Regions from separate parts of the Mus musculus genome. Here all the other regions are linked to region 2. A link is a loop called in an ENCODE intact Hi-C map of the cell type or tissue named here. Cell type or tissue: left cerebral cortex. All regions are shown on one strand. Each heading gives the region's core, and the rest is flanking DNA. Links, peaks and the distances in the headings are about the cores only.

Evidence for each region. A loop is a pair of places that touch in the nucleus more often than their neighbours do. Peaks named below come from ENCODE experiments on the same cell type or tissue, not always from the same donor. Only the 100,000 strongest peaks of a DNase experiment are listed, where the experiment ranks them.
Region 1: it touches region 2 in a loop (3-fold over the local background); 5 of 42 quality-filtered maps call a loop at or near these places.
Region 3: it touches region 2 in a loop (2.4-fold over the local background); 29 of 42 quality-filtered maps call a loop at or near these places.

What each region holds. Positions count from the first base shown.
Region 1 is chr6:38,192,254-38,200,108 of GRCm38, forward strand. It overlaps D630045J12Rik (RIKEN cDNA D630045J12 gene), which reads right to left. Exons shown (of 20, transcript NM_194061.3): 2 at 2,131-4,836. Among named protein-coding and RNA genes, the nearest start is that of Gm52858, 56 kb to the left of the region's middle. In left cerebral cortex, for the core only: no CTCF peak of the experiment used is centred there; DNase peaks (open chromatin) are centred at 3,331 and 4,215; H3K27ac peaks cover 1,302 bases.
Region 2 is chr6:38,249,774-38,257,628 of GRCm38, forward strand. It overlaps D630045J12Rik (RIKEN cDNA D630045J12 gene), which reads right to left and starts at 4,366. Exons shown (of 20, transcript NM_194061.3): 1 at 4,095-4,366. The coding sequence starts at 4,236. In left cerebral cortex, for the core only: a CTCF peak has its summit at 4,509; DNase peaks (open chromatin) are centred at 2,717, 3,239, 3,662, 3,858 and 3 more places; H3K4me3 peaks cover 2,424 bases; H3K27ac peaks cover 2,210 bases.
Region 3 is chr6:38,156,615-38,164,469 of GRCm38, forward strand. It overlaps D630045J12Rik (RIKEN cDNA D630045J12 gene), which reads right to left. Exons shown (of 20, transcript NM_194061.3): 11 at 1,434-1,630. Among named protein-coding and RNA genes, the nearest start is that of Gm52858, 20 kb to the left of the region's middle. In left cerebral cortex, for the core only: a CTCF peak has its summit at 3,704 (motif pointing right); a DNase peak (open chromatin) is centred at 3,718.

The DNA.
Region 1 (7,855 bases), core at 1,748-5,747, 58 kb before region 2:
AACATTTTATACAGGATATGAAATATTTCTCACCCCCAAATCTAGTTCTTTCCATTCATTTTTTTTTTTCATTTAAAAGCCGAATTTAAAAATCTGTACTGGGGCTAGAGAGCTGACTCTGTGGTGACAGACAACCCAGGCTGAACTCCCAGCACCCACATCAAGCAGCTCACAACCTGCAAATACAGAGGACCTAACACCCTCTCCTGACCTCCACAAACACCTGTATTTACACACACACACACACTCTTAAAATTATCTTTAAAAATAAATTTAAAAATATGAACCTGTGCCAGTGAGTATATGTGTTCCCCAGTAATTAATACACCTCCCTTTTTATCTCAGTGCTTTCCCTTTTTAGATTTTATTTATGCATATAGATACATACATGTGTCTGTAGATTACATATACATGCAGGTGATTATGGAGAACAAAAGAAGTCAGTCAGATCCCGTGGAGCTAGAGTTACAGGCAGCTGTGAGGCACCCAATGTGGGTGCTGGGACTTGAACTCCCATCTTCTGCAAGAGCAGCATACTCTCTTAACCACTGAACCATCTCTCTAGTCCCACTAGTCAATGTTTCATCATCCTGTTTTAATTATTGAAACGTAAGACAGAATCACTCCCCATTCTCCATTCATTATATAAAAAAAACAAGTGCTTAAGCTGTTTGTTTCCCCAGTAAGTGTCACTTGTTGTCACCTCTTCAGTCCATGGCATCATTACAAACTCATGGTCCAGTCTGGCTACCTTGGCTGATCCCACCAACAGCCGGCGCAGCATGGCTTACCAGGCTCTGACTAGACAGACTACGCCATGACTGATGAACAGAAAGACAGAAAAATAAAATGAGTGGGAAGGTCTTGTGGGAGGGAGGAGGGAAGGCAGGAGGAGCTAACCGTGAGGAAGGTGAGGTGTAGAGAACACCAACATCAGAAGACCTGAGTGGAGGCAGGAGGGCAGCCTACCAGTGGCTCCGTGCAGCTACGGGACTACTCAGGAGAGCTGATCGCTACTTAATGGCCCCCACTGACCACCACCATAACTACCAACTTCTGTGGTTCATCTGAGGAAGACAGGAAATGGCAAACCTGTAACACGAGGACGTGAGGCTGGAAATTCGGAACCACCCAGAAACATGTATCGTACAAATTGGTTTGTATCAACAGTTTCTCCAAAGCCAAGAGAAGAGAGGTATGGAGACCTTCAAACAAAGCCTGACTCCCGTCAGTGGAGGTCAGAGTCCAAGGGTCCCCCTAAAGCCATCAAGGATCAACACCCCTGAAGTAGCTCCACTTCATTACTATGGAGAGCCATCTAGTCAATCAATCAATCAATCCCTCTACGTTTGTCTAGACTCTTCCCAGGCGACAGTTGCCAAGAAGAAAGAAGCCAACATACATGAGGCTGCAGACGAGCTGAGGCCCGTCCAGAACAGTGTGGAGACACAGCTCCGCCAGTTATCAAAACTGCGGAAGGGCAGGCGCACAGCAACCGCTCTGTGAGGCCAAGAGCAGTTAAACGCACTCAAATAAAGGACGACAAAAGTCAATCACGAGTACACCTAAAAATTATACAGTGCGATACCTGATAGTCAGAGGCTCCTGAAATAGCTTCTAATTATCTACAGAGAAAAATTATAAAATGGGGCACATCATTAACTATCATAAACACTGAGATTTCTAACTTACAAGCTTGCAATTGCTTTTTCAAGCCTGTAGAACCATTTTAAAGCTGCTTTGTGATTGTTTTGTGAGGAAGAAAATATTTAGCCTACAGTAAACAGATAATAAGTAAATCAAGCCTCTTCTACCTTATGATAATTACTAACTAATATGCAATCCTGTGTGGTCATTTCCTAGGTGCTCTGTATTTTACACATTTAAATCTCTATAGTAGCCTAATGGAGCTAACATCACTACGGTCCTCCTCTAACACTTGTGAAAGCAGATTAAGAGGCCGGGTAAGTGGACAGCTGGCACGAGGCCAGCAGAGGAACAGGACTGCTACCCACAGGTTATGTGAGGCCAACACCTACTCTCCTAACCACAATGGTGTCCTGTAATTCTGCACACAAACACCTCGAGAAGTCCTCTATCTCAGAGAGGTGACTGGAAGCAGGGCCTTACCAGTTGTGATCAAATAGACATCGGGAACCGTAATATCACACACATATGGCGGCTTGGCTGTGGCCAGTGCTGGTGTACCAACTGTGGCTTCAAGCGTGGAGGTGGTAGCAGGACCGAGGGAGGGTTGGGGAGGGGGTACACTGTTCCCCTGAGGGTTCTGACTCATAGGCTCGCTGTTCAGAGCAGAGTCCACAGTATCACCAGGGGCAGTGCTGGCACTGGGCATGCTCAGTTCCAGGGATGTACTTAGTTCTGGGGAAGTACTGGGCGGGAAATCTGTGGATGTCAATGATGAGCCCATGACTGGCTTTGTGGGCGGAGGTGAAGGGCTTACTTCAGAAACAAGTGATGAGGAGGCTGACAGGTACGGGTCAGAGATCGACTCTGTGCTGCTTGGAATGACACTGGAGGGTGTGGGTAAGACTGGTGTGTGATGATCTGTCACACGCACACTGCCATCGGAAGGTGTCAGAGTCGAGAATGGAGATGACTCGGTTAAAATGGGTGTCAAATGGAAAACAGTTGTTGGCAGTGATGTGAGGTGAGTCCCAGCTGCGTAGATGCCAAGAGAGGGCTCAGAGCTGGAGGGCACCAGTGTGCTGATAGTGGACTCATGGGGAATGGGTGAAAATTCAAAGGCAGAGGTAGTTTCAGAGAAAGCTGAGGTAAGATGAACATGGGATTCTCTCAGTGAAACTCTGGATACTTCGGTGAACTCGAGAGAGTCAGAGGGGGAGCTTGAAAGTGGGGGCCTCTCGGGGGGACTAGGAAGAACAGTGACTGTGTTCAAAAGAAGGTCTGCACTTGACTGTGGCTGAGACGGCTCTAGACTTGTGGGATTAAGAACAGAAAGCTGAGGTGATTGCAAATTCATAGAGTTGGACAGTGAAAATGTCTCAGCCATGGTGGAAAAAGTTTGAGAAAAGAAGGTTGATGGATCGCTTGACATCAAAGATGGGAAAGCAAGCTCGTCTGACCGTGAAGGGGCTGGAGTGCTGAAGTCCAGGGGCGGAGTGGAGTAAAAGCCGGATGTGAAATCCAAACGACTTCCAGACTGGAGTTCCAGAGAGCTGGTAGGTGCTCCGTGAGAGAAAGCGCTAGACTGTGCTGAGGGGACCAGACTGGGAGAGGTGAGAAGGCTTGGCTTTCCAGCTGGAAAGGATGGACTGTTTTGATTTGCAGTCAAGGAGAAAGATGAGTCAAAATGGGTGCTGGGGATGACAGAGGACAACAGATGGATCATACTGGATGACATCACTAGATCACTGGTGACAGAGAAGCCAAAAGTCGAATCCAGTGAGCTTGGTGTGGAGAGGCGGCCATGGGAAGGGTACACCTGAGTGATGGCAATGCCACTCACATCCACCTCGGGTGACACATCCATGCTGGCTTTCCACAGCCCCACAGGTCTGGAAGAAAAGGAAAACACAGGTCTGGAAGGGAAAAGCGTATTAAATTCTTGAGGCTCTTCAAGTTCAGAGAGGTCTGTGCCCACACTGCTCAATGGAGAGACATGACTTGCCTCTACCGAGGCAGTAGACAAAGTCTCAAGCCTGTCGCCTGACCCCATGTCCTTCTCTGTTAGGCTCCTGGCCAGTTCTTGTTGAAATGATGAGACAACGCAAGACACACACCCTGTGTGTGGTCTCAGGGAAGACTCGGGGCTCAGGACATAAGGATGGTCAGTAAAACTGGGGACTGGGGAGCTATGCCATGACTCTAAGGCTCCCCTGGCCTCACTAGAGAGGAAGGAGTCCTCCGAAACACCAGGTAATTGGGTAGCAAAAGACACAGATGAAAGTGGGGTTGAAAATAGAGCAGAAGGCTGACTGCTAAAAGTGGGGTCTGTGGGTGACGTGGTTATGCCAGGGTGTGCTCTTAGAGCGATGGCTTCCTCTGGGTGTTCGATCCAAGCAGTGGTCTCATTAGGGTATCTGTCCGAGCTTGTGGCCAGGACACCCACTAGAGGCTGTGAGACCTCCCACAGGGGGACAGATGGCTGTTGAGTCATGCCATTGCCTGATGGCTGAGACACTGAAATCCGGGAGCTAAAAAGGAGGTTTTCTGCGCCCTCTGTTACAGAAGCTACTGTCTCTGGCAAAGCCTTGCTTGATAACTGGCTGTGAATTTCTATAGGATGAAGCACCGAATTCCTACTAGGAGTTGGAATGATGCCCTCAGACGTGAGAAAAGCTGACCAAGAAGTGCCGAAGTACGTGGACGGCTCCACATATACAGTTGCCTGTTGCACTGTGTTCTGACATCCGGACAGCACTTCATCCGGCAAAGAAATGGTGGGAAGTGATGGGGTCGTGCCAGGCTCCAGCATTTCCTGGGGTGGCTCTGGTGGACTCGGTGTGATATACCGCATTGGGGAAACCCCCCTTGAAGAGGTCCAATGAGCATCTGGCAAAAAGTTATCCATCTCCTCATCATCGAGGGCCACCTCATTACTCGTCACGGATCCGTAATTTGCCTCAAAGAAACTGGGCTCCGCTGTACTTTGAGTCTGTTGTCTCTGGCTTAAAAAGGCTGTATCAAAAGCTGTCGCTGACGGAGAGGAGAGGACAAGGGCAGAGATGCTTGGTTGGGACCTGGGAACAGTCTCTGATAAGGTCACTTGTGCAGCACTGTGCAGGATGCTTCTCTCTGGCAGGAAGTCCGAGGGGCGTACAGGATGGCTGTGCTGAGCCAGGGAGAGGTCATCTAGTAAGGGAAGCAAAGTTGAATTAGCTGCCATGCAGGAAGTCAGAGTGCTAACATTTCACTTCAGATATAAAAATTCACTCATTCAAAAAATCAACATTCACTAAGGCTGCAGAAAGAGCTCGGTGGTTAAGAGCACTGGCTGCTCTTGCAGAAGGCCTGAGTTCAGTTCCCCACACCCATGTGGCAACTCAAAACCTTTCTGTAACTCCAATTCCAGGTGGTCTAGCACCCTCTTTTGGCCTCTGCAAATACCAAATACATAAAATAATGCCAAAAAAATCATGCACATAAAGTAAAAATAAATACATTTAAAAAAAAAAATCACTCACTACAAACAGTCGCCAATATGCAGAAATTCTAGTTGGAAACTAGATAATGTCAAATGATGGCATACATTCGCAATAATGCTGTTGCATAATCTATGTGTCTTTACAAAACACACTTCTTATCCAGCTACAACCGTACAGAGAAGCTACAACTAAAGACGAGCTGAAGGAAGGACAGCCCAAGGTCTGCATGCGACACCCATGGTGGAAATGGCAGTTGGGAGTCAAAACGAAATTCTGCTGAATCTATTTTGAGAACACACAATAACTTGCAAATAATACTTAGGCTCATGGATAGCATACTTCTAGCTTCTGAAAGTCACAAACTCACACTGGTTATAAGCTGTGCAAATTACCACTCCGTTCTCTGTGGCATGACTAAAAACTGCATAGGAATGCGGTTCAGTAGTGGAGCACAGTTGGAAGGCAGGAGGCCCTTGGTTTGATCTCTAACACTGAGGAGGATTTGGATCCCCTGGAACTGGAGTTACAGTGGCTACAAACTGCCAGACGTGAGACCTGGGAACTGAACCCAGGTCCTCTGCAGGAGCAGCAAGTGCTCTCACCTACTGAGCATTCTCCCCAGCCCCTAATTTAAAAAAAAAAAAAAAAAGCATGACAAAACTGTTTCACAGCAACATCATTAAGCATATGCGATCGTCTGTACAGCCTAGCTTTAGAGTTTCGTATCTAAATGCTTACTATCTTACCTTGCCACATACCAAGCTCGGGCCAAAGAGTGGCTATCCTTCTCTATGGTAAAATAAATCAATAATAAACAAATAAGGACAACAAGAAAAGAAAAACATCAGCACACATCTAAAAGGTTATGAATTCATAATACTGTCCAACTGTGTTGATACACATTTGAAAGTTTGCCTAAGAATAAGTAACTTTGTCTGCTTTAAAACTCTGCTACAGGGCTGAAGAGATAGCTCAGAGGTTAGAAGCACTGGCTGCTCTTCCAAAGAACCTGGGATTGGGTCTCAGCACCCACATGGTGGCCCACAACTGTCTGTAACTCTAGGTCCAGGGGATCTTACTCCTCTTCAGACCTCCAAAGGCTCCTGTACACATGTGGTACAAAAACATACACTCAGACACATAGTCACTTTTAAATAATAAAAACACTCTGCTATAACTTGTTTTAAAATGTAAGAACCAAACAGAAGGCAAGATCCCTGAGTCAGAAACACATCTTTATGTGAGTCAGAGGATGCAAGAGATAAAGCAAAAAGAATATTGTTCAGTGGCTGATTTAAGACTGAGATATGACACAAATTACAGTTAAATAAAAAGGCAGGGATGAGGAAAGGCAAAGTGACCAAAAAGACCAAAATAAACCTAAAAGTCCCCAACTGGAAAAGCACAGACACCAAAAAAACTTCACACTGAGGCTGAAAGGTTCCAACCTGGGAGGTTTTATTCTCTCTGCCAAGCCCCAGGAGAGTCACCAGCTCCTAAGGAGTGGCAGCTGCAATGCCAGAGGGAATTACCTCTGTAGTTAATTCAGGAAGAGGTTAGAAAGCCCAGGTGAGGCTCTCTCCACATAAAAGGCACCAGGGACTCTCATTTCAAGCCCTGGAGATCAGTTTCCAAGCTATAAAGCTGTAGATCACCCAAGAGTGAAAGGCTTTTTTCTCTTTGAGGACAGAAAAGGGACAGGGCTGGAGAGTTGCTGCTGGTTCTCAGGCAGTGACTTGGGCGTGGAAATGACGCAGGGGCCTTGTGGACAAAGCAAATGCTGTGGTGTCCCAACTCTGTCTGAGAGCTCGTCCCCCTGGGCCAGTATGGAGGCACTTTGTCCCCACACCGCTTTCACTGGGTGCTCACCTGGACCTGGCCATGGTACATATTCCAGCCCAGAAACTGCCCATATACTCTCAGCACCATGCCAGGCCTGTTCACAGATTAATTGCAGAGCCCCCCAACTGTCTGTCTGTCTCTCTGAGACTCATGCAGGCAAAACAAGTGTGGCATTCTGAATTCATTTTAAGTCATTTTATTCTATCCCAAACCTTTCCTAACTACAGCAGAACATTGTTGAATCATGAACTCTTCCAGCCAACCGGATCCCTTTAAGACCCCGGTCAATCCCCTCCTGTCACAAATGAGGCTTACAGGGTTTAAGTTAGCTTGCTGAAAATATTCCTATCTCCTGAGGATGGGAGTGGAGGTGGGGGTGGCCAGGGTCCAGGCTAGAAAATCAGTTTTGTACTCTCTTCATCTACAAAACGTTTTGCCAAACCAGTCCATTTTAACCAACGCGGTTGAAAGCATGTCGAACTGTGCTGTGTTGTTATAACTGAGCTGAATGTACACGAGAAGTTTGGCTCCTGGGATCTACGCAAAGGCCTGTTTTAGACTAAGCCCCACTGCCAAGCTCCAGGACACAGGCCTGAGTGCTGACAAGAAAGGTCACCCTTTCTCAGAGTTGGCCTGGAGGACAGCAGTGTCACCCATCTCTAAAAGCTTTAACCCAAATGGAACTTCTTTGTTTGTTTGTTTGTTTGTTTGTTTTCCTAAATTGTATAGTTCTCAAAACACTATGACTCCTCTCAACTTACTGTAGGCATTCAACCTACAAAATGAAACTAACCCCACCGCTACCTCACACTGCAAGGCAAAGGCAGGCAGATGAAACCCATGACCAACCTGGCAAATTGTCACCAACTTTTCTCCTTCTAGTT
Region 2 (7,855 bases), core at 2,562-6,561:
CTAGCATACACAAAGCCCTGAGTGTAAAATGGGGCACAGAGATGCTTGCCTGCAATCCCAGCACTGGGAGGGCACAAGGTGGGGAGGAAGGCAGGAGGATCAGCCGGTCAGGTCATCCTCTGCTACAGAGGGAGTTTGAACCCAGCCTGAGTTATATTAGACTGTGCCTCAAAAATTAATTAGCTAATTAATTAAATATAAAAGAAAAACACTGAAAGGAGGAAAATATAGTAGAAGAAACAATGACAAAATTCAAAGAATACAAATACAAAATAAGCAAAAAATCAACACTAAAGAAATGCAAAATAGGAAAACTAAAACAATGCATTATGAATTTAGCAGACAAAAGTGTTTAAAAATAATCAAAGGATCCACCTTTCGTCCCAGCACTGGTTAGGAAGAAGCAGGATCTCTGTGAGTTCAAGGCCTGCCTGGTCTACACAGCAGGGCTCCAGAATAGCCAAGAGTACAAAGAGAGATGCTGTGTCAGATAGATAGATAGATAGATAGATAGATAGATAGATAGATAGATAGACAAAGAGAGAGAGAGGTAGGTAGGTAGATAGGTTGATACAAATAATCAATGGATGTGATGATGGATATCAGCTGCATAAATCTTTGTGGCTTTTTCCAACATTACAACTTTCAGACTACTGATTCATGCAACCACCATGTCCTGAGCATGCCACACTCCAAGCACACACACAGGAAGCCAACCTGGCACACCTGACAGTTAGTCATATTATCATTCTCACTGTACAAATACATACTTAAGAATAAAGACCTATAGATACCAGAAAACAGAGAGGCAAAGACCCATCTGTAAAGCTATTCACCATAACATTTACATCTGCTTGGCTGGGCAGTAGCAGCGGTGGTGGAGGTGGTGATGGTGGTGGTGGTGGTGGTGATGGTGGTGGTGGTGATCATGGTGGTCATAGTGGCAGTGGCGGTGGTGGCAGCCCATGCCTTTAGTGCCACACACAGGAGCCCAAGAAGGACCATCACAGATTTAAAACTAGCCTGGTCTACACATTAAGGCCTGGGTTATATAACAAAACTCTACTACAAAAACAAAACCTAACCCACTTACAGTGTTATGTATGGGCTGTGGAACTGTGGGTGAGCCACACTCCCTCCTTTCTTGTCCTGGGTATTGAACTCAGGGCCAGTGCAAGCTACCCAGAGTTATACCAAGTCCTGAGTGGCTGTTTTCTGCACCTTGCTTTAATTTCTAGATTCTGCCATGCTGTCAATTTCATGCTAACCCTAATTCTTAAGAGGAACGGTCCCTGACTAAGGAATGGGCCACCATCCCCATTCCTTCTCCACTGTGGGTGGCTGGCTACCTGAAAGCACCATTTCAAAAGAAATCTCCAAGCATTCCGGGGTGTTTCCACAACAGTGAATAGTCAAGACCAAACTTAAAAATGTTTTCTTTAAAAAAAAAAAAAAAATTCACCAGGTGGGGGTGAGCCTTTAGTCCCAGAAACTCTATCCGGAAAAGCAAAACAACAAAAATCATGCATTTAAAATGCTAAAGGAAATAGAAACAGACGACAAATCAATACAGCAGAGAGCTCTCTCTGAAAACGGTAAATAAGGGGGCCCACATGAAAATCAAGTCCATCTCTACTGAAGATGGGGAACTTGTTAGCCAGACATAAGACTGCTGCCTCCCAGAGGAACTGCAAACAAGATTAAGGCACCACCCCCATCCCCTCACCCTCACCACTCCAGGACAGGCCTCAGCAAAGTCTCCCTGACCGTGCTGTTGTTGAAAGTAAGACACTAAGACTAGAGGGTCCTGGTGCCACCGAGGGAAAACCTGGGCCAAACACACCACCTTGTCCCAGGATCAACAGTTGCTGGCCATGGCCAGGCACCCCACCAGCAGCCTAGGCACCTTACCAAGACACCCTCTGTCAAGTTGGCTTCCCAAAGCCTGCAATCAGATCACCGCTCAGGTCATCCCTGAAGACCCTCCACCTAGCAGTTCACTCCGAGTGGACACACACATCCACACTTGATTTATTTTTGAGGCCAGGCCCCTGAAGTTGGATGCTACTCACACACTGCTTCTAGCTCTGTGTTTCCTGCCCAGAGGCAGCTACGCAAACCAGAGAAGCAACTTAGTGAAAGGATGCCGCCTTCATCTCTGTGAAGTCAGGTCTCGGATAGACATCTAACTTCACATCTCCTAATTGGATTTTGGATTAGGAGTAGCAGAGAACCCGAAAAGGGGTTTCTAAACAACGGGGAGGCAGTGTAGACACACCCACTGTGTGTCTTGAAGTTTAGCAAAACAACTGTATCTCCTAGAGCCTCTCCAGAATATTCAGATGACCATGTGCAAGTGGAAAAACGCTGGGGCCGGGAAGCTAAGCGTATCACAGAATCTGAAGCCAGACTCTCCTAAACACCTGTTAAGGTCCTCCTCAGTTAAGCTGGGATCATAAAGCCTATAATGTGACCAGGTCACACAGCACCTGGCACACATCAGTGTTAACAATTAGTGAGCTAGGTCCCATGACGGTCAAATCCAGCAGAATCCAGCTTTCTCTGTCGACTCTAAAGTCAAGAGCTCTCGGAATGACTAACTCCTCTCCGAGGAACACTGGACTGGACTTCTCGGAACGAGACTGGGACAGGAGATGCTAGCTAAGGTAGGCAAAGTTTCTGCAGCCACTGCACACACAGCCTAAAAAGAGGCCCACTCTGTCAACCCTACCTCTGCTGTGGCTCCCTGAGGCAGCGTTCCACCCAGCTAGCGGAAATCTCTGGAGGCTTCGGCTGTGACCCCGGCCTGTGGGTCACGGAAAGAAAAAGGGGAATGGAGAGCTATAGCAATTCCTCTCATCATCCAGGCGGTGACCTTGAGCAAGATGCTTCTGCCTCGATTTCCTCCTGATCGAGTGAATGGGTCCCAACCTGTGCTCCCTTAAGTCCGTTCCTCGCTTGTATTCCACCATCCCCTTTGTGGCACTAGTTATAATGCCCACAGTCGGGCCTAAGGGACACCTTCAAATGCGTTCTACTTCCTTCAAACCACTTGGCAGTCCTCTGGCCCTGCTCCCACAAGCAGGCAGGGTTCTGGGCTGCTTTCATGGCTTTTCTGTCTCTCCTGAGCAGTGAGAAGAAGCTCTCCACCTAAACTGCTCCTTTCTCCTTTCCTTTCCTACCCACAAAGCAACCAAGCACGTGTGGGCTGGGGCAATCACAGGATGCACTGTGTCACCTCAGAGATGGTCTCCAGTCCAGTGCAGTGCGTGCTCAGGATGGATAAATAAACATTTCGGGGAAGCAACATGAATTAAACCATTTCCTCAACAAACAAAACCCACCCACACGCCTCATAAATCATGTCTCTTAATCCCATGCTGATGAACAGTCACTAAATTGCATCTATTATAAAAACCAACCATGACTCCTTTCATGCCCTGACACTTCAGACTCAAAATATTTTCACACTCCATTGTAATGCCTTTGTGGAGGTAATACCAATAGCTAGTTCCCTGGAAAGATCCATGGCCAGGGCGCTTTCCAAGAGATTTTTTTCTTTGAATGTTCTTTGTGTCCTGGCGCACTGGGGGACACAGCCAGCTTGCTTGCATCTGGGGTAACACTGGGTGTTCACGGCAATGCACAACTGCTCTTCTGCACACACCAGATGCATCCCTTTGCCCCAACAATAAAAGTATCCCAAAACATTCGCTACGCCACATTCACACAACCGTGCACAAACACAATTCCAGTGCCTGCATTTTGCAAAGGGGAAAAAGAAAATAGGCATCTTCGGAGCAGAAACCACCAAACCCGCCTCGGGCAACATGGTTCACGGAAGACTAGGTTGCAGACCTTTTAGCAAGACCGGTCAGAAACCGCTCGCTCTTTTTTCCTTTGGATTTATTCCTCTCCTCCATGCCTTTATTTGCAGGGCCCAGGAAGAATAGGAAAGCATCTCCAGCAAGGAGGGCGAGGGAGCGGTGAAGAATAAAAGAGGATGGGCGGGTGGGGAAGCCAGGGGGTGACGAGCGCGGCAGAGAAGGCGGCCAGGGTGGCGGCCGCGTCCCGGGGGGCTCCGCGAGGCTTACCTGGGGCGCACGAGGCCGGCCCGGCGAGCAGCAGCAGCCAGAGGCCGGGGAGCAGCAGCCCCGGGCGGCGGTGGCGGGAGGAAGGCCCGCGGCCGCACCGCTCCGGCACCAGTGCAACCCTGGCGCGGGGCTCCCGCTCCATGGCCACGCGTCGGCTCCCCGACACCCCGGCCTCCGGGCGTGGGCGCGCTCAGGCCCGGGACGCCGGCGTCCGCTGCGGCGGAGACTGGGCGCCTAGCACCGGCGCGCAGCGAGGCCGGCGAGGCGGGGGCGGGCCGGGCCGGATCCGCGGACTGGGGCCGCTGCACGCCGGCCGCGCCGCTCCGCCCCCTCCCGAGCCTCGCAGCCGCTGCCGGGCAACGCACGGCCCCGCGCGGGGAGGCGAGCACCACCTCCCGGCCGGCCCGGCGCCTGCCTGCGGGCGGCCCGGCGGAGGGCGAGGCGGGACCCGGTCCCCGCCCTCCCACAGGACCCGCCTCTCAGGAGGGCGCCCGGGACGGCGCCGCCCCGCACCCGCACCCCCGGGGCCCTAGAGGAACGGTCGCAAACCGGGTGATTCCGGAGCACGCTCCTCCCGAGCCGCCCACGCGGGGCGGGCAGCAGGTGTGTGTGCGGGGCGGCCGTGGTCCCTGGCAGACCCCGGGCTGCTGAGCGGACAAAGCCGAGAGAAGTCGGCTCTCTTTCCCAGAGCCCGCGCGCTGGAAAAGAATGGGGAGGAGGCACACAGGGCTCAGCCCATCCTTTGCCTTTCCAGAGCTGTGCCACCTTGTTGGCAAAGGTGGGCCTTTGGTAAGACCTAGGCCTACTGCCCTGAGCTTAGTGAGTCTTCAGAAAGGGGCTACTGAAGCTGAATCAAAGTGGACAGACACAAACACACAGATCCAGGCCTTATTTTTTAAAAAAGAAAGTAGCACCAATATATGATGAAAAAGACCTTGTTGGGGGTTAGTTTCCTGGGGAAATGGGGGTGTGGATGGGAGTTAGCATGTGTCTCTGTGCTAAGAGCCAAGTGCATTAACTCTGAAGGCCGAATAAGGTTGGAAGGTCCTAGAACACACTACAATTTTGGACAGTTGTATTTCAGAGGTTGCACCAGCCGTGGTCTGCAAGCCGTGCATAAGAGAAGTATCTTGTTGAGTGAGAAACTATGACAGACAGTGGGAAATGTCAGCCATCCAGACTGGCCAAGGATCAAGGTTGCTCTTCAGTGAGGTAGGCAAAAGACCCAGAAAGATGCTACCCAGTTTTGCTGGGCAAACTCATCTATCTAGGCAAAGAATCAGAAGTTCCTGTTCTGAAAAAAAAAAAAAAATAGGCACCTGTTAAATTTCAGGGAAGATGAGAATCTAGGTTATAAGCTTTTGTTGATGACCCTAATTTTTGCGTTCCATTGTGTCACTTGTCATAAGCAACCCCCATACATTGCTCTCCTGCTCCCCCAGACATATACATTCTTGGAGTTGTCTCCAGCATACCCAAGTAGAGAGTTTGCTTGTCTGAGCATGTTTGCACCCTGACCACAATAGCCCTAGGTATGGCTCCCCTCTCCTCGCTTTTCTCTGAATTACTCACCTGGCCACGGGGCACAGCCTGGAGCAGCTCTTGACATTTAGTCCTATTGTGTTGTTATTTTTTATGAACTTGTTAGTCCACACATACACACACACTAAGTTAAAATGACGTTCTAACATGTTATCGCCCCACACAGGATCCCCCACGGCTCCAGGAAGATTTCATTATATATTTATTGATGGGAATCTATGTGTCCTTTACAATTGGCCTCAGCCTCCAGGAAGTTCCCAACTGCACTAGACAGTGGGAGGAAGAAATCTCCCACACCATTCTGAGTCAACTCAGACACTGCTAGAAATTAACAAAAATGCAACCTTGGGCTAACAGGAAGGACCCCAGGGCATCAACTTTCTAAGGAAAAGGGGATCCCCAGAGTCCCTTGGTCTCTCTGCTCTCAAAACGTAAAACCAACCTCTGTAGGGAATTAGAGCATTCTCCCTCAGTGTCTAGCAAAATGACTCCCAGGGCTCAGCTGGCAGATAGTGTGACTCTGCAGATCCAGCAGGAATGAATGCCAAAGGGAAGCAGAAGTGTGTGTGTGTGTGTGTGTGTACTCATGTGTGTGCATACACAAGTGAACATGCACGCCCCCACACCTAGTCACACCTCTGTGCACATTTGTGTCTAAAAATAGGGATTAAGACACAGCCTCAGAGCATTCATACAAAACTATGCAATGGACAGTGGCAATGTCTTAGCACTTTGTATGACTTGTTGGTACTGGGAGGGAGATATAAAAGGATATAGAAGCATTGGTTTTAAACACCTTTCCACCCAGTCTCATTTTGTGTATAAATAAATGAGAGATGAGCTTTCCCTCAGCCACAAGTGAAGCGCCAACCAGTAGGAGGGAGAGTCAGCATGGGTCCTCAGCAGGCTTCTAGCCCGCTTCAGGGGAGCAGAGGGATGAGGTCAGTTTTACTCATGGGCAAAACAGGCACAGCTCTGGGCCTCTACCAGCTGCACCTGGGCCCCACAGGCCCAAGAGTCTGAGGAGCCAAGGGAAACCCACCAGGATCCATCTTTCCCATGCCTGAATGCCCAGGACCCCGTAATTCCACTCCTTCAGCCCGACTCAATTCCAGAGTCCTTGTGATATTGTCCTGAGGTCTGTCCTCCCAAAAGTGGGCCAACGACTGTTGTGTCTGGCTATGGGGTGGGGGTAGGGATAGTTGTTTGCAGAGGTGGTGATGGGGCTTTGACAGATGGAAAGGGTATCTACACAAATCCTATAGGACAAAGCAAAGAACCAAGGAAAGATATGCTCCAGGGTCACACAGAGTTGGCTGAATGCTTTCGCAACGCAAGGAGTCTTAAATTCTGCCCCTGAACTCAGCCCATTAGGTTAGAAGGAAGGTCTGCACACTAAAGGGCAAAGATGGGTGTTTTATTTCAGAGTTTGCATGCTCATCGTAGACCTTGCTGATACTTCACTGTGGCCGTGAGTTCTTTTCATATGCCCTCTATCTGCAGGGCTCTGCTTCCTGAGCCGCCATGGCATGAACAGGTGGGACCATAACCCCTGGGCACAGGAATGTCCCTTATCTTCCCCACCACAAGGAACCAATACCCCTGAAACCACAAGTCCAAGGACATTCTTCCTCCTCTACATTGCTTCTGTCAGTGTTTTTCTCACAGTGATAAGAAAGGTGACTGATACAAGATCCACACGTTCCCTTAAGTTCCACCCACATTTTGAGCTCTTGCTACATATGACAGACACCACAGTGGGCACTGGGAGACAGCAGACAGAAGGAAGCTTTTTGCTGATGGTGCTTACGTTCCAGTGAAAGCAGACTGGGGACAAGAAAGAGAATACCCCACTGGTGACAGCTATTTGGAGATCTTTAAAGGGGAAAGGGGGAGGCTGGGTATGGTGGCATAGGCCTTTAATCCCAGCACTCCGGAAGCAGAGGCAGGCAGATCTCTGTGAGTTCAAGACAAGCCTGGTTCTACATAGCAAGTTCAGGACAACCAGGACTGCATAGTAAGATCCTGTCTCAAAAGTTAAAATGAAAAGAAATTTAAAATTGAAGGAAGAATGGTGTGTGGGCAAAGACAATGTTCCTGGGCTACCTAGAAGAGCCAATGACAATCGCCACAGCAAGGCGACATTGGACATTGAGCCATGGGACAACTGGCGCAAACCGGACCTGGCACAGAGCAATTGTGCACGAGAAAGAACCAAC
Region 3 (7,855 bases), core at 1,748-5,747, 94 kb before region 2:
CCGACTGTCATTTGCCATGAGGCTGCTGGGGAAAAAGCATTTCTTTGAAAACTTTTACAAACACGTTAAATCATCTTTTCTGATTTGCTGCTTCTGGGCCTGGGAAATAATTAAGCCAAGAGCATCTCCCTGCAGAATTCAATTTCTTCCCTAAGGACCAAGCACCAACATCCCTCACATTCTTCAAATAAGCCAGGTCCCCAAGGCAGAAGTGACCTCACAGGTTTGGATGCTGAACACTGGTACGGACACAGGCTTCTTCACTCCCAGCAGCCAATCAAAAGCCAGAGTTGGGAATCTTGAGGGGAGGTGGTCAGAGAGACCCTCAGAGGCCGAAACTATGAATGGAAGCCAACTCACACGGCCTGATCCTGGCTTTGTCTTCTTCAGGTTAGTTCCCACAGGCAGAGGGCAACAAGTGCCTTCCTGGCAGTTTGAAAAATTAATGCACATTTCTCCACAAGCTCTGTTTTCTGGACAGGAGGGACTGGAGGGAGACTGGGAAAGGACAAGGAGGGGCGGGTGAGAGCCTGTGATGTGCTAACGAAGGTCACAAGCTGGGAAGAAGCAAAGAAAAATGGAGGGCTTGATAAAGATCACCTGCAGACAAAGCAGGAGGTCACAGCCAGCTACCAGTGGATGGATCACAAGCACACGAGGCGTGCTGACTGACTGTGTGCCATGGGCCGTGTACTTTAACTGGTTTTTGGGTTTTCTTTTTTTTAGATATTTATTTTATTTATATGAGTACACTGTAGCTGTCTCCAGACACAGCAGAAGAAGGCATCGGATCTCATTACGGATGGTTGTGAGCCACCATATGGTTGCTGGGACTTGACCTCTAGAAGAACAATTCGTGCTCTTAGCTTTTGAGCCATCTCTCCAGCCCTTAAGGTTTTTTTTTTTTTTTGGTTGTTTTTTTTTTTTTTTTTCCCCCAATCCGTCTATTTATTCCAGAGAGAAGTGTGCGACAACACCTGTGCAGAAGTCAGAGGACAACTCTCCTTCCACCATGTGGGTTCCAGGGATCGAATCCAGGCCATCACACTTGACAGCAAGCACCTTTACCTGCTGAGCCATCTTGCTGGCCCCTGCTGTTCCCTTTTCATTCATTTTTTTCTTGTATCACCTTCACAAAGCTTAGGACAGTCACCACAGGAAACACTTCTAGCTGTCTGATTCACAATCCAACCTGGGAGCAACCCAACACAAATAAGCACTGGGCGGGAAGATGTCACACAGCCGGATCCAGAGGCCCAGCAGAAGGAACAGAAAATGCTTCAGGGTTTATGTGTAGAACTGGAGAAGTCAACCGGCCCCCAGGCTGCCGGCCCAAGGCAATACTCATCACTTGTGTTTCTGATATCAGAATAAGCCACGAAAGCGGAAACAGAGTCTGCAGCAGAGAACAGTCTAGAAAGCGCAGTACTAACCTCCCTCTGAGCCGTATGTTCTTGGAAGGGAGCTTTGACTTGGGGCTCGGCACATCTCCGTTTTCTGAGGGTGTGGTGTGGTCCTTCACAGGGCCTGGCAGTGGCGCTGGCTCATGAATAATCAGGATGTCGTCTTTATTGTGCTGGCCCAGATGCTGCTTAGCAAAATCGAAGCCCTTCACGCTGGGGATCTGCAGCTAAAACACACGGGGTGGTTAGCGTGAAACACAATGGGTGGTTAGAGTAAAACACACGGGGTGGTTAGCGTGAAACACAATGGATGGTTAACGTGAAACACAATGGGTGGTTAGCGTGAAACACACGGGGTGGTTAGAGTAATACACACGGGGTGGTTAGCGTGAAACACAATGGGTGGTTAGAGTAAAACACACGGGGTGGATAGCGTGAGGTCCAAGGGCAGCAAGAGACTGAGGGCTGACCAGAGGCCCGTGACCCCTGACCCAAGGCTGCCAGCAAAGCCACCAACCCAGTTCAACAAACATCTCTGTAACAGATCGGGTGCCAGGTTCTGTTTATACTTAGAATTCATCACAGATGCTTATGAAAGATTAAACAAGAACTTGAGGATTAAATGTCAAGACCACAATACAAAACCATTCCAACAGATCACCTGCTCCACTGTCACAGACCTGTGTGTGAGGCATTCTCTATAGGGAAAGGGGCTTCAGAGACTTGGCTGTAGATCAAATTGTGAGATGAACGGAGACTACCAGAGGCTGAGAAGAGATTACAGTAGCTGCGCTCATGGGGCAGAATGCAGTGGGGAGGCGGAGAGAGGAGCCAGGCTGCACACAGAGCATTCGGAACGGCGGCTTTTAAAGTCAGCCTCTGGACAACCAGCCTCTATTTCTAAAGAGGCAGATTTCTAAAATCTGAGCAGACTCGAAGACCCAGCGACACCACGTGCGTGAAATCAAGACAGTCTGCCCACAGACTAGCAGAGAGAGAGAGACAGAGAGAGAGACAGAGAGAGACAGAGAGAGAGACAGAGAGAGAAAGAGAGACAGAGAGATCGCAACAAAGAGAAAGAGAGACAGACAGACAGCCAGAGAGACAGACACACAGAGAGATAGAGAAACAGAGAGAGAAGAAAGGTTGGCTCTCCCTCTCGAAATCAGTGGAAGGGAAAAGCCCGGCAGACAGAAGAATCCAAAGTTGAACAGGTAATGAATGGCCTGGAAGCCTGGTCCTCAACAAGGCAGTGACATTAAGGGTGGGTCTTTAAAGGAGCAAAGGAGATAAAACAGCAGACTTCCTTTTCAACATGGTTAGTTTGAAAGACAGAGGAGATGTTCAGTCTGAGAGGCGATGCTGGCGGCTGCCTGTCCAGTGACATGCAAGCATGAGTGTAGAGTCTTTGTTAAGAGAACATCTAGCAAGTTGGAACTGGGGAGAAGCAAAGGAAGCATGAAAGAAAACAGGAGACTTCAAAGGAACAGGCCCATTGGAGAGCTCAGCGGACCAGCAACCAACGGATAAAGCATTCCTAGAAAGGCCCACAGCCAAACGTCTTCAGAAGCACCCTGTACTCGCTGCTAGACACAGGCGTTCTCTCTGAGGACACCAAGGCACCCAACACCACACCCAGAATCAGAGCTTGGGGGCTGCACCTCCTCTAGACTGTAGCTTCTGAGCCTCTGAGGGAGGTCATGCACAGCACTGAGATGCACAGTACCATGTCTGGTGACATCATTTTAATGACACTGCAAGGACCAAGGGTGAGTATTAACAGTTTCCTCAAATCCAGCCTGCACAGTATAGGAGAATGGAAGTGCATTAAAAAAAAAAGCAGCTCCGAGGGGCTGTAGAGGTGGCTCAGTGGTTAAGAGCACACTGCTTTTCCAGGGAACCCCAGGTTTGCTTCCCAGCACCCACATGGTGGCTCACAACTGCCTGTTGATTCCAGTTCTAGGGGTCAACTCTTCTGACTTTTGTGGGCTCCAGGAACATGTGGTACACACGCAAACATGCAAGCAAATCACTTAGGCACATAAAAATTAAAAATTAATTAACTTAGAAAAAGATGAAGTTGCCCAGATGGGTCTGCTCATTGGGAATGCTGCTTGACTTTATCAGAGTCCTAAGGAATGCTTTCACACAATATACTATGTATAGGAGCAAAGGTGATGTCATAATGCATTACTTTACGGCTCAAAAGTGATGCTGTTGGCTTAGCCTTGTGACCTAATACTCTTAATGTTAAACATCCAAATGGGCAGGGAAAAGGCAGTCTGCGATAATGACTTCTGCCAGCAGAGGGAGACAAATGGTACTGTAAGGATAGTTTACAAAGAGTTGCTTGGAAACAAAAGGCAGACCAGCTGGCAACCATATTCTCTAATTAATGAGCTTCCTTTACTAGAGCAGGCCGCTGTTCCATGCATTTCTGGACTCAGCAGCACCTCATGGGAAATGACAAACCCAAAACCAACTGCCTTCCCCCAAATGGTCTACTTGGTCTCCTTGCAGGTGGACAAACATTTCCTAGTAGCAGAGGATCCCCCTCCCCAGACTCTTTTAAAAGTCTTGTTGCCCCTTACTGAAGAGAATCCCAGCTCTTATGAACACAGTAGCTTCTTGGAGTGCTCTGTATAGAGAATAGAAACCTCCAGACACCAAATACCAAGGACTCACCGGGCTTAGTGGGTCCCTTTTGTCGAAGCACAATAAGGCTGAAGATGGCTTCCTCCTTCCCTATCTTAACTGTATTTCCTGTGTGTGTGTGTGTGTGTGTGTGTGTCTGTGTCTGTGTCTGTGTGTTCAAATGTGAGTGCAGATTCCCACAGAAGCCAAAAAGGGTCTATGTATGCTTTGTATGTATGTATGTAAGTGTGTGTGTGTGTGTGTGTGTGTGTGTGTATGTATGTATAAGAAAAATTTTTTTATCTACATCAAAAAAACAACCCAAAGTTTTAACTTCAAATCAAAAAAGCAATAATAGAGCCAAGATGTCAGGCATCTTTGTTTTCTTGAACTCTTATTCGTTTCTGCAGGAAACTTCCATTAGGTTCCTTTAGTTACTGGACACCCGGGTTGTGTTCCAGTCACCTGACCCCATGCTGACCCCTTCCTCAATGAGTGTCCCCAGGAGCGGCCTCTGCTCATTGGCATGTTGTCCCTCTGTTCATAGCAGATTAGCTCTAGAATAACACATTTGGACTTAAGCATGAATAATGTACTTGAGGGGCCAGAAAGATGGTTCAGAGGTCAAGGTCACTGGTTGCTTTTGCAGAAGACCTGGGTTCAATTCCCAGCACCTACACAGTGGTTTACAACCATCTGTACCACCAATTCCAGGGGATCTAAGCCCCTCTTCTGGGCTCCAAGGGATCCTCCATGCATGTGGTACACATACACACACTTAGGCACACCACATACATACATAAAATAATCAATACATTCTTAAAACAACACACTTAACAGCAATCAGCAATATGCCCTTCATAAGGCCACACTTGCTACCCCAATATTTTTTCCTTGTTTTTTAAATTATTTATTATTATATGTAAATACGCTGTAGCTGTCTTTAGACACCCTAGAAGAGGGAGTCAGACCTCATTATGGATGGTTGTGAGCTACCATATGGTGGCTGGGAATTGAACTCAGGACCTTCAGAAGAGCAGTCAGTGCTCTTAACCGCTGAGCCATCTCTCCAGCCCCCCTTGTTTGTTTTAAGTTACCATAATGATTCAGCTGAGCTCTTAAAGGCAAAGCATCTATGTATGTATGTAAGTGTGTGTGTGTGTGTATGTATGTGTGTATGTATGTATGTGTGTATGTATGTATAAGAAAAATTAGGTAACTCTTGAACCAAAAAAACAAAGCAAACAAAAACAAAAAAACTCAAACTACTTTAACTATTAGGATGGGTTCCTGTCTATCAGACTTATATACATTGTTCTAACTTAGGAAATATGTAATTATAAATATTATTTTCATCTTGAAATTATAAATCTACCCATCCACATAATTCTCAAGTGTCTGTCCAGCCTTTTTAAGATGGCTAGAAGATTGACAATTTGACACCAATTACTCCCAACTAATGAGGAAAATCCCCAAATGAGCAATTTCCAATTTTATACATATGTTTCCCTCTGAGCTACATAGTCTCTTAGCTTCTTCATACATAAAGTGCCTCCACCTGAGAAGTAGCAGACAACTGTGGCCATCTGAGCAGCTCGGCCTTTGGCTAAGAAACTGTGGGGAGCTTGTCTACATATTCCCATAGGAAAGACAGCACTTGTCTTAAAGAACGAGGTACGAACGAGCGTAGTTACCCATGACAGGGCTTGCTTTAGTCAAATTGCAGGAGTGACAGCCCATCCCTCTAAGCAAAGGCTTCTGAAAGAATAATGTCGAAACAGACACACAGCGCTGGCCCCTGCAGGACCCTCCACATAGGCCACGACCAAGCAGTGACTGCCTCCCCTTAGAGAATGGCAGGGCTCGGGTCAGACACAAACATGGCCACATGCAAAAATGCTTTATTAATGCCAAGGCTATGCAAATGAGATTGGTGGCCCTCTCACTGCTACTGGTTGATGAAATAAATCCCAAGTAATGAATATAAATAGTGGATCCTTCAGGACATCAGCTACAGCTATGTACGGAAGTTTAAATAAAGTATTTTGTGAATAGCAACGTGACACACAGTAGACCCTCCACAAACAGCTAAAGCCTGAGTGAAATACAGGATGGCCCAGTGACACACCAAGCTTACCAGGGTGATAAACCAAGACTCACCCCCAAGACACAAGTCCTGTGGCCCACTGCCGATTTCAGCTCACATCCTTAAACATCCTCATGAGAGCCCAGCTCACAGGCTGGGGAAGTCACCACCTTCAACCACCATAAAAACAGGGCAACTCATCTGTGCTTAAACACAACACAAAAGCCATCTACACAGAGAAGATCAATAAAGCAGTGCCCCGCCCCCGACGGGGAGTTCACGGCTCTTAACATACCCCGAACGTCGCTTTCTGAAGCACTAGGAGCTAGTTTTTCGGTTCCTTAAAAATAAAATCTTGACTAAAGCCAGGCTGGCACTGTATCCCCATCCTCCACGTGAAAATGGGCTTTAATCAGTTTCTCATAGGAGAGAGATCATGGTGAATTTGAGTCTTTAATATTCAAATTACAGCAGTTATTTCTGAAGAAAGATGGTCCTTTTGTTCTTTCTTTTTCTCAACCTATCATCCCAGGGACAATCAAGTTGTCTGGGCCCCATGGGAACGCACTGCTGACAAGTCAGGGAGGTGTAGGCGAGCAGGTCAGCCAAGTAACAAGAGAGAGACGTGATGAATTCTCAAACATGTGAGCCATAAATATAACAAGACCCAGATGGAACAAAACGCAGCAGTGAAGCCCCAAGTGCCCAGGCCTGTCTGATCCCCAAGGACAGGGCAGTTAAGATGGCCATAGAAACCATACAGCAAACCCCAAAAGAGTCTGACCCAAAGAACCCATGCTGGTGTGGGGAGTGCCGTTGTAGAATTTTATTACTTGACTGATAACAATTGGTGAAAAATCTCCACAGCCATCAGGTTGTCTCCATTTAAAGAGTGAAGACAAGGCAGAGTTATAGCCACCTGTTTGTCCTCCCTGTGGCCACCAGGACCCCGTGGTCTCTGAGGTGGGAGAACACTCCAAGGTTCTGGTACCCAGCGGCCACCCTGAATCATGGGTAGCAGCCGGGGTGACTGAGACATGAGTGCTAAGAATGCAGAAGGTTTCAGCAGAGTCTAGAGCTAGGAGGAGCACTGCATTTCCCCTAAGCCACCACCCACAGAGCCTTCCCGAGTGACCACTGCAAGCGGACAGCTGTCCAGCCTGCTCCTCTCGTCAGACCCTGCCATGGCTGCCTGTGTCCCAGCTCCAATCTCACATGCATCTACAAGCCTCTTAAGAGCGTCCTCTGTTATATGGTTTAGGCTATGCTCTTCCTTACAAGCTTGCTCCAACTCCACTTAGTTCCTTACAACCCAGTCAGGGTTTCTATTCCTGCACAAACATCATGACCAAAAAGCAAGTTGGGGAGGAAAGGGTTTATTCAGCTTACACTTCCACATTGCTGTTCATCACCAAGGGAAGTCTGGACTGGAACTCAAGCAGGTCAGGAAGCAGGAGCTGATGCAGAAGCCATGGAGGGATGTTCATTACTGGCTTGCTTCCCCTGGCTTGCTCAGCCTGCTCTCTTATAGAACCCAAGACTACCAGCCCAGGGATGGCACCACCCACAATGGGCCCTCCCTCCTTGATCACTAATTGAGAAAATGTCCCACAGCTGGATCCCATGGAGGCATTTCCTCAAGGGAGGCTCCTTTCTCTGTGATAACTCCAGCTTGTATAAAGTTGACACTCAAAACCAGTCAGTACACATCCCTTCCGAAGTTGTGGTGGTT